Regions from separate parts of the Homo sapiens genome. Here region 1 is linked to region 2. A link is a contact called in ENCODE Hi-C or POLR2A ChIA-PET data. All regions are on one chromosome and are shown on one strand. Each heading gives the region's core, a stretch centred on a gene start or an enhancer-like site at or near the end of the contact. The rest is flanking DNA. Distances are from core to core; before and after follow the strand shown.

Region 1 (4,441 bases), core at 1,277-3,776, 180 kb after region 2:
CAGTAATGCCTGCCGCTATTCAGCACCTTTCACAGGCCAGCTGCTGCTTAAGGCCGCACAATGTAACAGAGAAAGACTCTAAGGTAGAATAAAGCAGTAAAGTGTCTGAAATCGGACTGCCTCCATTTCCTCATCCGTAAAATGGGGATGTGAAAAGTGCCTTCCTCGCAGAATTGGGGTGAGGGATGTTGAAGATGAAGCCCACAATGAACGCTTCTTAGCACAGCGCCCCATTATCACTGCTAGCCGCCCACTCTCAGTCGTGAGATGGTGCTATTCTCATGCCACAGGTGGGGAACCAGATGCACACACAGGCTGGGCTACCTGCCCAAGGCCAAAGCTCAGAGACATCCGAGTCGGGATTTGAACCCAGCCGTCCACTTCCACAGCCCTTATTCTCTCTGCAGCCACTCCTGGTGGGTCACACACCAGACTGGCCACATTTCCCAGCACTGTGGACTGTGGGCTCCCTCTGAGATTGGGGGCGGGGGCTCAGTCTCCCCCAGGAGGTACTAAGAAGGTGAATTCAGCTCTAGAGAGAGACTCGCCCTCAAAGGCCTCAGCAGGCCTCAGGATGGACACACACCACAAATCCAGGAAGAATCAGAAAGTTCAGGGAAGAAAAATAATCACAAGTGCCCTCACCATAAACACAGAGCTTGGGAGGCTGGGAGGGGCCTGTTCTGTGCTGATAGTTCTCCCTGGACTGCACACAGACACATACACATATACACTCAACATGCACATATGCACATACATGCTCACACACAAAAACACTCATACACACACACACGCATACATACACATATGTGCACAGATACCATATACACTCAGACATATACATATGTACTCACATGCACAAATATCCACATGTGTACACACATCTGCACACACGTGTGTGCATACACACAAATACGCGTGTATGTACAAATACATATGCACATATGCTCTCACATCTACACATATACACATGCATGCACATATATACACTTAGTCATGTACACACATGCACACCCCCACATTCACACACTGACATGCAAATACACATACACATATGTGCACACACAAATACGTATGTATATGCACACATATATACAAATATGTATATATACCCTCACATGTATACACATGCATGCTCACATATACACTCAGACATGTACACATATGCACATCCACACATACACATATGCTGACATATGCAAATACTCACATACAAACACACTCACAAATACATACACTTACATATACACGTGTACACGCATGCACATATATGCACATATACACTCTCACGAGTACAAATATACACACACATACAGACACACACACACACACACACACACACACACACGGCCTTTTATTACGGGTCTGTGCCAGGCCCAAGGACCCTGGCAGAGGCAATGGGAAAAACCAGGGAGAAAATTACATGAGGCAATGTTTGGCTCCAAATGAAAAAGCCGTGGAATGTTTTCCCTCAAGTCTTGGTTATTTCTTGCAGGTCCGCTCAGACCCTGTCAGGTCCACCTTATCCAGGGGGAACCCCCACCCCCTGGCCTCTGAGCTGAGCCAGCTGCTGTTCTCTCAATGCTACTGGCTTCCAGACTGGGGGTAGCCAGGACACCCCAGGCTCCAGCACCTACAGAAGCCACGGTAGGCTGGTGGAACACCTCTCCTCAAATGCATGCTCAGACAAATGGTGCTCAGAACTGGGCTCCTTAACCTCTGACCCCGCCGCCTGCCACCACCCCGTCCCCACAGGCTTCAGGTGTGCTCTGACTTGGTGACATCATCACATGCCAGTGGGCTCCGAACTCCACTCCCTGAAAACATGCACCATGTCTTAAAAGATGCAAACTAAAAATATTTCTGGCTTCTCAGAGCCAGTTTACAAAAATAATTATATTTTCTTTTAAAATCTGGATTATAGGCAAGTGTGTGTCCAGTTATTTTTAGCTCCTATTCAACTCTGTTAATTCTCATAATAATCATTGCAGGTTTTTTTTTTTTTTTTTTTTTTGAGACAGAGTCTCACTCTGTTGCCCAGGCTAGAGTGCAGTGGCGCGATCTCAGCTCACTTCAAGCTCCGCCTCCCAGGTTCACGCCATTCTCCTGCCTCAGCCTCCCAAGTAGCTGGGACTACAGGCACCCGCCACCATGCCTGGCTAATTTTTTTTTTTTTTTTTTTTTGTATTTTTACTAGAGACAGGGTTTCACCATGTTAGCCAGGATGGTCTCGATCCCCTGACCTCGTGATCCGCCCGCCTCGGCCTCCCAAAGTGCTGGGATTACAGGCATGAGCCACTGCGCCCGGCCACAGATTTTTTTAAGCCATCTCCCCGCCCTATCGTTAATAGTTGTGTTCTGACTCAGCATGGGGGCAGAGCTGGGGGCCACATGTGACCACACTGCCTTCCATAAACACAGAAGTCTGAGTGCTAGCCGAAGGGCCAGGCATTTCAGAATCACCACATTCCTGAGAAAAAAAGGAACATGTGTCCATCTTGTCAAAAGCCAGCTCCAGCTTCAATGCAGGAGACATTTGGGGAATCCCCTGTAAGTGCCTGAACCTGTCCCAGACCTCAGTTCACCGAGACCAGCTGGGTTTCCTGCCCTGGAAGGGCCTAGAATCCAGCAAGAGGCATGCAGAGAAGATTGGATGGAGCCACCTGAAATAAGCTGTCCACAGCTAGATCCCAGGACCTGTAAATGTGAGCTTATTTAGGGGCAAGGTCACTGCAGGTGTGACTAAGTGAAGGCTGTTGATGAGATCATTCTGGATGGTCTAGGTGGGTCCTGAATCCAAAGACAATTGTCTTTTTTATTTTAATTGTTCAGAAGAGAAGTCAAACCCAGAGGAGAAAGCTGTGTGCCCACAGAGGCAGGGAATCAGGGAGCACGGCCCTGCCGACCCCTCCATCTTGGACCTGTGGCCTCCCAAACTGTGAGAAAATACATTTCTTTTCTTTTTTTTATTTCTTCTTTTTTTTTTTTTGAGACAGGGTCTCACTGTGTTGCCCAAGGCTGGAGTGCAGTGGCACGATCTCGGCTCATGGCAGCCTCAACCTCCCTGGGCTCAAGGGCTCCTCCTGCCTCCACCTCCCCAGTAGCTGGGATTACAGGTGTATGCCACCATTCTTGGCTAATTTTTTTAGAGAATGGGTTTCGCCATGTTGCCCAGGCTGGTCTTGAACTGCTGGGCTCAAGAGATCCACCCACCTCAGCCTCCCAAAGTGCTGGGATTACAGGCGTGAGCCACCGCACCCGACCACAGAATCAATTTCTTATTGTCTTAGGCTACCCAGTCTGTGCCCATTTGCTACGGCAGCCCTGGGACACCAATACAGGACAATAGAGAGAAAGCACAACCACTAATAAGAATCATCGCAATTACCATCCCGATATACAAAGGACCCAAGGCCACTCCCTTGAGATTCCCTGTCCCCAGTCCCTCCCCGCCCAGCCAAGGAAGCAAAACCAGTGTGATGATTCCCATCAGGCAGGGAGACCCCACAAGGCTCAGAGAGGGCCAAAGCGTGCACAGGACACCGAGTGAGCTCTATCTCGCTCCTAGGGATTCTGATTCCAAATACGGGGCTCCTTCTGCTAAGTCACACTCAAATCAACACCCTGAAGACACAACAGAAAGAACAATGAAAATTGTCCATTTGTAGAATTTTCTTCCCCAAGCTATCAAGGTAGCTAAATGTTTAGCTTTGTTATAAAAAATAAAGATAAAAAATAAAAATTAAAAAAAAAAAAGCTGTCCTGGGAGACAGAACTGAGAACTGCCATGGGCAACCATTTCCAAGACAAAGGGGATTCAAGACCCTCAACTAAAATATACTGAAGGTGGTAGCCCCCAGCAGTCCAGTGGTGACTATAGGGCCACACCTAGGCTGGCTGAGGCTGGATTCAAACCGCCCTCAGGTTTATTACCCACCTAACTTGGACCAGTTGTTGCCACATCCCTGAGAGGCAGGTTCCTTGGCTATCAACTCCAACAGTCCAAAAAACACTAAAATTACCCAACAGTCAGATAAGGATGCGGAGAAATGAGAACCTCTGTGCACTGTTGGTGAGAATGTAAAACAGCGTAGCCACTATAGAAAACGGTTTGGCAATTCCTCAAAAAATTAAATATAGGATTACCCTTTGACGCAGAAACTCCACTTCCGCAGAAACTCCAAAAGAACTGAAAGCAAGGATTCAAACAGATTATTGTCCACCCACGTTCTTAGCTGTGCCATTCACAATAGCCAAAAGCAGCCCAACTGTCCATCAATGGATGGGTGGATAAGCAAAATGTGGTCTATCCATATGATAGAATATTATTCAGCCTCAAGAAGGAAGGAGATTGTAACACGTGCTACAACATGGATGGACCTCGAAGACACTATACTAAGTGAAATGAGCTAGGTACAAAAGGACAAGCACTGTATGATTC
Region 2 (4,862 bases), core at 2,016-4,515:
TTGATCTGAGCCACCCCAGATTTCAGGGCCAACGCTGATCTGGAAGCTCCTGGGGACTTCTGAGACTCTCCATCCCCTGGCATTAGAAAATGTACAGGGAAGCACGCTGGAAACCAGGAAGCTCTAGGCAAGTGTAGATTACCATGACCAAGCCTGGGCTGGGAAGAGGAAGAGAGGACAGAGCCAGGCTGGGAGGGAGCCAGAAAACACTCTTGTGGGCTGGGCTCTAGCAAAAAGTGCTGATTTGGGGAATCCGTGGATTAGAGAAGAATCTCTTTGCCTATATCTTGCTGTGTGACCATGGGTAAAGTCCCAAACTTCTCTGAACCTCAGTTCCCACAGCTATAAAACCAGGATATTGGGCCAGCCTCCTAGATCTTTGCAGGTATCAGCTGTCTATGAAGTGTCACCCACTCGTACCACCTCTGTTCCGTGAGACACGGTCACCTCACCACCTTGGGAGGCGTTGTTGCTTCCATTTCCAATGTGAGCAAACGGAGGCTCTGTGAACCGTGTTCCCAAGGTTGCAGAAGGAGAAGGGGCCGGGCCAGAAGCAGAACCAGCTCCATCTGCCCTCCAGGGCGGTGCTCTGCCGCAGTCCCTGAGATGGCTGCCCTCCCTCCGTGCAGGCGCTGGCCTGAACAGGCTGGCCCAGGGCCCCCCAAGCCTTCCATGCTGGTGGGAGGGCCGCCTGCACAGCCAGTGCGTCCTCCTCGGCGGCCCGTGCCAAGCAGCCCTGCCCAGACCGCACGAGGAGCTGGCCACGACCTGCCAGGCCCGCTAAGCCCCTCCCGCCTGTTTCTCATTTAGAGCAAGCCCCGGCTGCAGCCCAGACATTCCAGAGGGGACAGTCAGACGCCAAGCCCGCCCATGGCTTGGGAAACCGGGCTGCAGGCAGCCCCGTGGTCAGGAAGCTCCACAATGTTTTCCCCTCCCTGTCGACATTTTAAAAGTTGCTTAACCCCTGGAGAAGTCTGGTCCACTCTTTTGGGGCCCGGCTGAACTGAGCCATCCCTGACCCTGGCATTCAAGGGCTCCATGGCCAGGAATAAAAATGACTCTGTAGATGAGCTGGACTCCCCATGGTTCCCAGGCTCTCCTGGCTCAGACCTCCTTCTCCAGCTCTTTGTTCTGGCTGGTCTCCACCTCTGAGACAGCCTCCCTTCCAGCTGGGAGTCCTGAGGCTTCCTGGTGGAGGAGGCATCAGAACAATACAATTGCCACTAATTAGGTGTCAGCTGCTGGCTGAAGTGAACACCCCCACTTACCCCCGCTCCCAGAAGATGCAGGTGGAATCGCTCTAGCTGTCCCTGGAAGAATCCTACCCTTCACACAGCCTTGAGTGCGTTAATTATAGATTGCCGCCTAATGACATAAGTAGCGTTCCTGAATTCCGCCAAAGTGACAATTTGCCATCAACATAAAGCCGCTGCCCGCGCTGCTAGCTGGCCGGGCATCCGGGCGCGAGGCTCTGCGCTCCTCCCGGCCCCTCCCTCCGCCACCCTGCCCAGCACCTGGATGACGCTTGCTTGGCTTGCTAGTCAAAATACATCCTTTTCCCTGTCACCGCTGCCATCTCAGCCCCCAAAAGTAGGGCCTCTTCTTTTTTCCTTCATCTTTTTTTTTTGCCCTGATTTATCAACCCTTGCTGATGGAACCAAGGGCTTTTAAAAACTGTTCCCACAGAATGGCAGTTCCTCAAAAAACTAAAAATAGCATGATCATTGGTCCCAGCACTTCCGCTTCTGGGTATACACCCAGAAAATGAGAGGCAGCATCTCCAACAGATATTTGCACACCCGTGCACACAGCCGCGCTTTTCACAATAGCCGAAAGGCCCAAAGACAGCGGAAGCAGCGCCAGAGTCCCTGGACAGATGAATGAGTAAATAAGACATGGTGTATATGTACAGTGGAATATGGTTCCGCCTTAAAAAGGAAGGAGATTCTGGTGTGTTCTACAACGTGGGTGAACCTTGAAAACACTATGCTAGGTGAAATAAGCCAGACACAAAAGGATAAATACTGTAAGACTCCATTTATACAAGATACCCAAAGTGGTCAAAATCATAGACAGAAACCAGAATGGAGACTTCCAGGGGCTGGGGGAGTGGGGAATGGGGAGGTGTTATTTAATGGGGACAGAGTTTCTGTTTGGGAGGACGAAAGGAGAACTCCTTGTAGCAAATGAAGCCAACACAGAGAAAAGCAGAAGTGTGGGGATATGTCAGGGAGAGAGAGAAAGAGGGAGAGAGAGAGAGGGAGAGGGAGAGTCAGGTGGGGGTGATTGTCACTGTGTCTGAACACCTGGATCCAGCCATGCCTGAAGCTAGACTTATCTCCTTGGACTTTAATGCATTCCATTTTATCCTTAAGCCATTTCAAGTGGGGTTTCTGTCACTTGTACCCAAAATAATCCTGTTTGATAAGAAATGGATTTTCACAATTAATCCATGTCAACTTTCGCCCCCTGGGGTTCCCTCTCCCCGTATTCCTTAGGGTATTCTAGATGGATGTACCATTCATGGGACACAACAATGTGAATGTACTTGATGCTACTGAAAAACTGCTGAGATGGTCAATTCTATGTCTATTTCACCACCATTTTAAGCATTGGTTTAAAAAAAAGAAAGCAGTTCCCCATCTCCCCGACAGGGGACCATCTGAGGCTGGGGAAGGCAGAGTCTCCGACAGGCCCTGAGCCTCTCCCAGGGCCCGGGGCAGCCAGAGCTCAGACCCAGCTTGGTCTTCTCAAGGGCCTGCAAAGGGAGTGAGGCGAAGTGGCCGGGCCAGGGATGCATGTGCTGTAAGAAGCAGGGCAAGGATGGGAATCCAACCCTGACACCACTGATGTGGCCTCTCTGCAGGACAGAAAAACACATTCAATAAAGGAGACTCCTCCGCCCCTCCCAGAGACTGCACCGGATGTGATGCAGCTGGAAGAAAGGAAGTTCCTTCCGTAAGATCTGACAATGAAAGTTTGTCTATCTGTTCCCCAAGCCACACACACACACACGGGACAGGGACAGGACAGGGGACAGGGACAGGACAGGGGACAGGGATGAGGGCCACATTCTCCTTGACCAGGTCCCTTACTTAACCACCCTAATGGCCCCCCACAAATGCAGAGCATGATGGGAAAGCACAATAATGGGCCAGGCATGGTGGGTGATGGATGTGTTTTCGTCTGACCAGCCACCCTCCCCTTAACTATGCCTGGGCCATGTGGGTTGGCCAAGGCTGCCCCATCCCCAGCTCCAAGGTGGGCACATGACCCAGGCCTGGCCAACGAGAGCCTGACCACCAAATGACCGTAGATGGCCTCAGAGACAGACATGAAGCCGAAGTGAGTCAGTCACAGGAAGTATACTCCAGACCCTTAGCTGGAATGACTGAGAAATGTGCTGCCTCCTTCCTCAAGGCTGAATGAGCTGCTAAGTTTGGAGCTGCTTGTGCCATCTCTGCCACCTTGTAGCAAATGAAGCCAACACAGAGAAAAGCAGAAGTGTGGGGATATGTCAGGGAGAGAGAGAAAGAGGGAGAGAGAGAGAGGGAGAAGGAGAGGGAGAGGGAGAGGGAGAGTCAGGTGGGGGTGATTGTCACTGTGTCTGAACATCTGGATCCAGCCATGCCTGAAGCTAGACTTATCTCCTTGGACTTTAATGCATTCCATTTTATCCTTAAGCCATTTCAAGTGGGGTTTCTGTCACTTGTACCCAAAATAATCCTGTTTGATAAGAAATGGATTTTCACAATTAATCCATGTCAACTTTCGCCCCCTGGGGTTCCCTCTCCCCGTATTCCTTAGGGTATTCTAGGTGCTATAACAGACAACCTCAAATCTCAGGGTCTCAATACAGCCAGAATTTACTTCTGACTCACACCTCCGTCCGTGGTAGAGAAGGGGAGGTGAGTGGGGGGCTGGCCTGGCTGCAAGGAACCTACATTCCTTCTATCAAGTGGACCCATCTCCTACCCACCCCCCAGGGTCTTAGGGTGCCCCACTGGGGTCTCTGTATCTGCCCTGAGGAATGAGGGGCCAGAGTACCATGAGATGACACAGTTGCTTCTCACAGCTCACACAGAGGAGATGGTCCCAACAACCAGGGGAAGAGGAGGCCCCTGGGGGGCACAGCGTGTCTGTCCGTCCTACCTCTTCCCTGGTGGGCCTCACAGCTGGACTAGCAGCGTCTGCCTGCCTTCCCCTCACCCTCTACCCTCCTGCCTCAACTACAGTTTCAACTGGGTGGCCTGGGGCCTTTCTCCTCCCTACAGGCTACAGGGCTGGCACGACCTGCCCTTGGGAAAGATTTGGTGGGGGCAGAGGCTGGGTAAGAACCTGGAGAAGGATGGAAGTAAAATCTTGGCCCCAGTGCTGGATGCCTGCTCTCTCCTTGCTGGCCTTTGAGTCTTTCCTCTCCTTCCCATCCTCCGTCCTCTGTGGCTGCCCAGTCGCGACTCTCTAATGAAGACCTGAAAAGGACTCGCTACATGTGTCCTTAACCCAGTTCATTTCACAGATGGGCCACTGAGGGCCAAGGCAGAAAAGCACCTCTCTTAGGGTCCCGAGGTGAGTGGGTCACCGGGCTGGGTCCAAACCAGGGTTCCTGCTCCCCGTCCAGTGCTCATACCCTGGGCCAGCTCCTGAGTCCTGATCCCGGAGAGGACAGACTGGGAGAAAACTGCATTTAAGAATCATCTCCAAGTGCCAGAGCCTGTAGAAGTCAGGCTGCATCACTTCACTTCATAGATTCACAATTATAAGTGGTAGGTAATTCCCCGTTGGAGAGAAGGCAAGTTTCAGCTCAGAGAGGTGAGCAGAGCAGCCTGGCCAGCCATGAGGACCTGTAGCAGAGCCGCAGC

What was found. A loop is a pair of places that touch in the nucleus more often than their neighbours do. ChIA-PET counts read pairs that join two places held with the same protein, here RNA polymerase II (POLR2A).
Region 1: a loop to region 2 is called in a map of chondrocyte, with 7 times the contacts of the local background. The contact joins two enhancer-like sites. A Hi-C loop is called at or near these places in 2 of 168 maps with a recorded cell type or tissue (aorta and chondrocyte). POLR2A ChIA-PET finds 5 or more read pairs at or near these places in 1 of 52 experiments (AG04449).

Annotation. Positions count from the first base shown.
Region 1 is chr14:99,216,070-99,220,510 of GRCh38, forward strand. The region is part of intron 3 of BCL11B (BCL11 transcription factor B); the gene reads right to left. Among named protein-coding and RNA genes, the nearest start is that of BCL11B, 54 kb to the right of the region's middle. Within about 2 kb of position 2,527, at least 2 of the 41 ENCODE cell types and tissues checked have a DNase peak (open chromatin) inside an H3K27ac peak, as active enhancers do.
Region 2 is chr14:99,035,310-99,040,171 of GRCh38, forward strand. The region is part of intron 1 of LOC107984696 (a long non-coding RNA gene); the gene reads right to left. Among named protein-coding and RNA genes, the nearest start is that of BCL11B, 230 kb to the right of the region's middle. RefSeq lists an enhancer at 3,111-3,611. Within about 2 kb of position 3,266, at least 5 of the 41 ENCODE cell types and tissues checked have a DNase peak (open chromatin) inside an H3K27ac peak, as active enhancers do.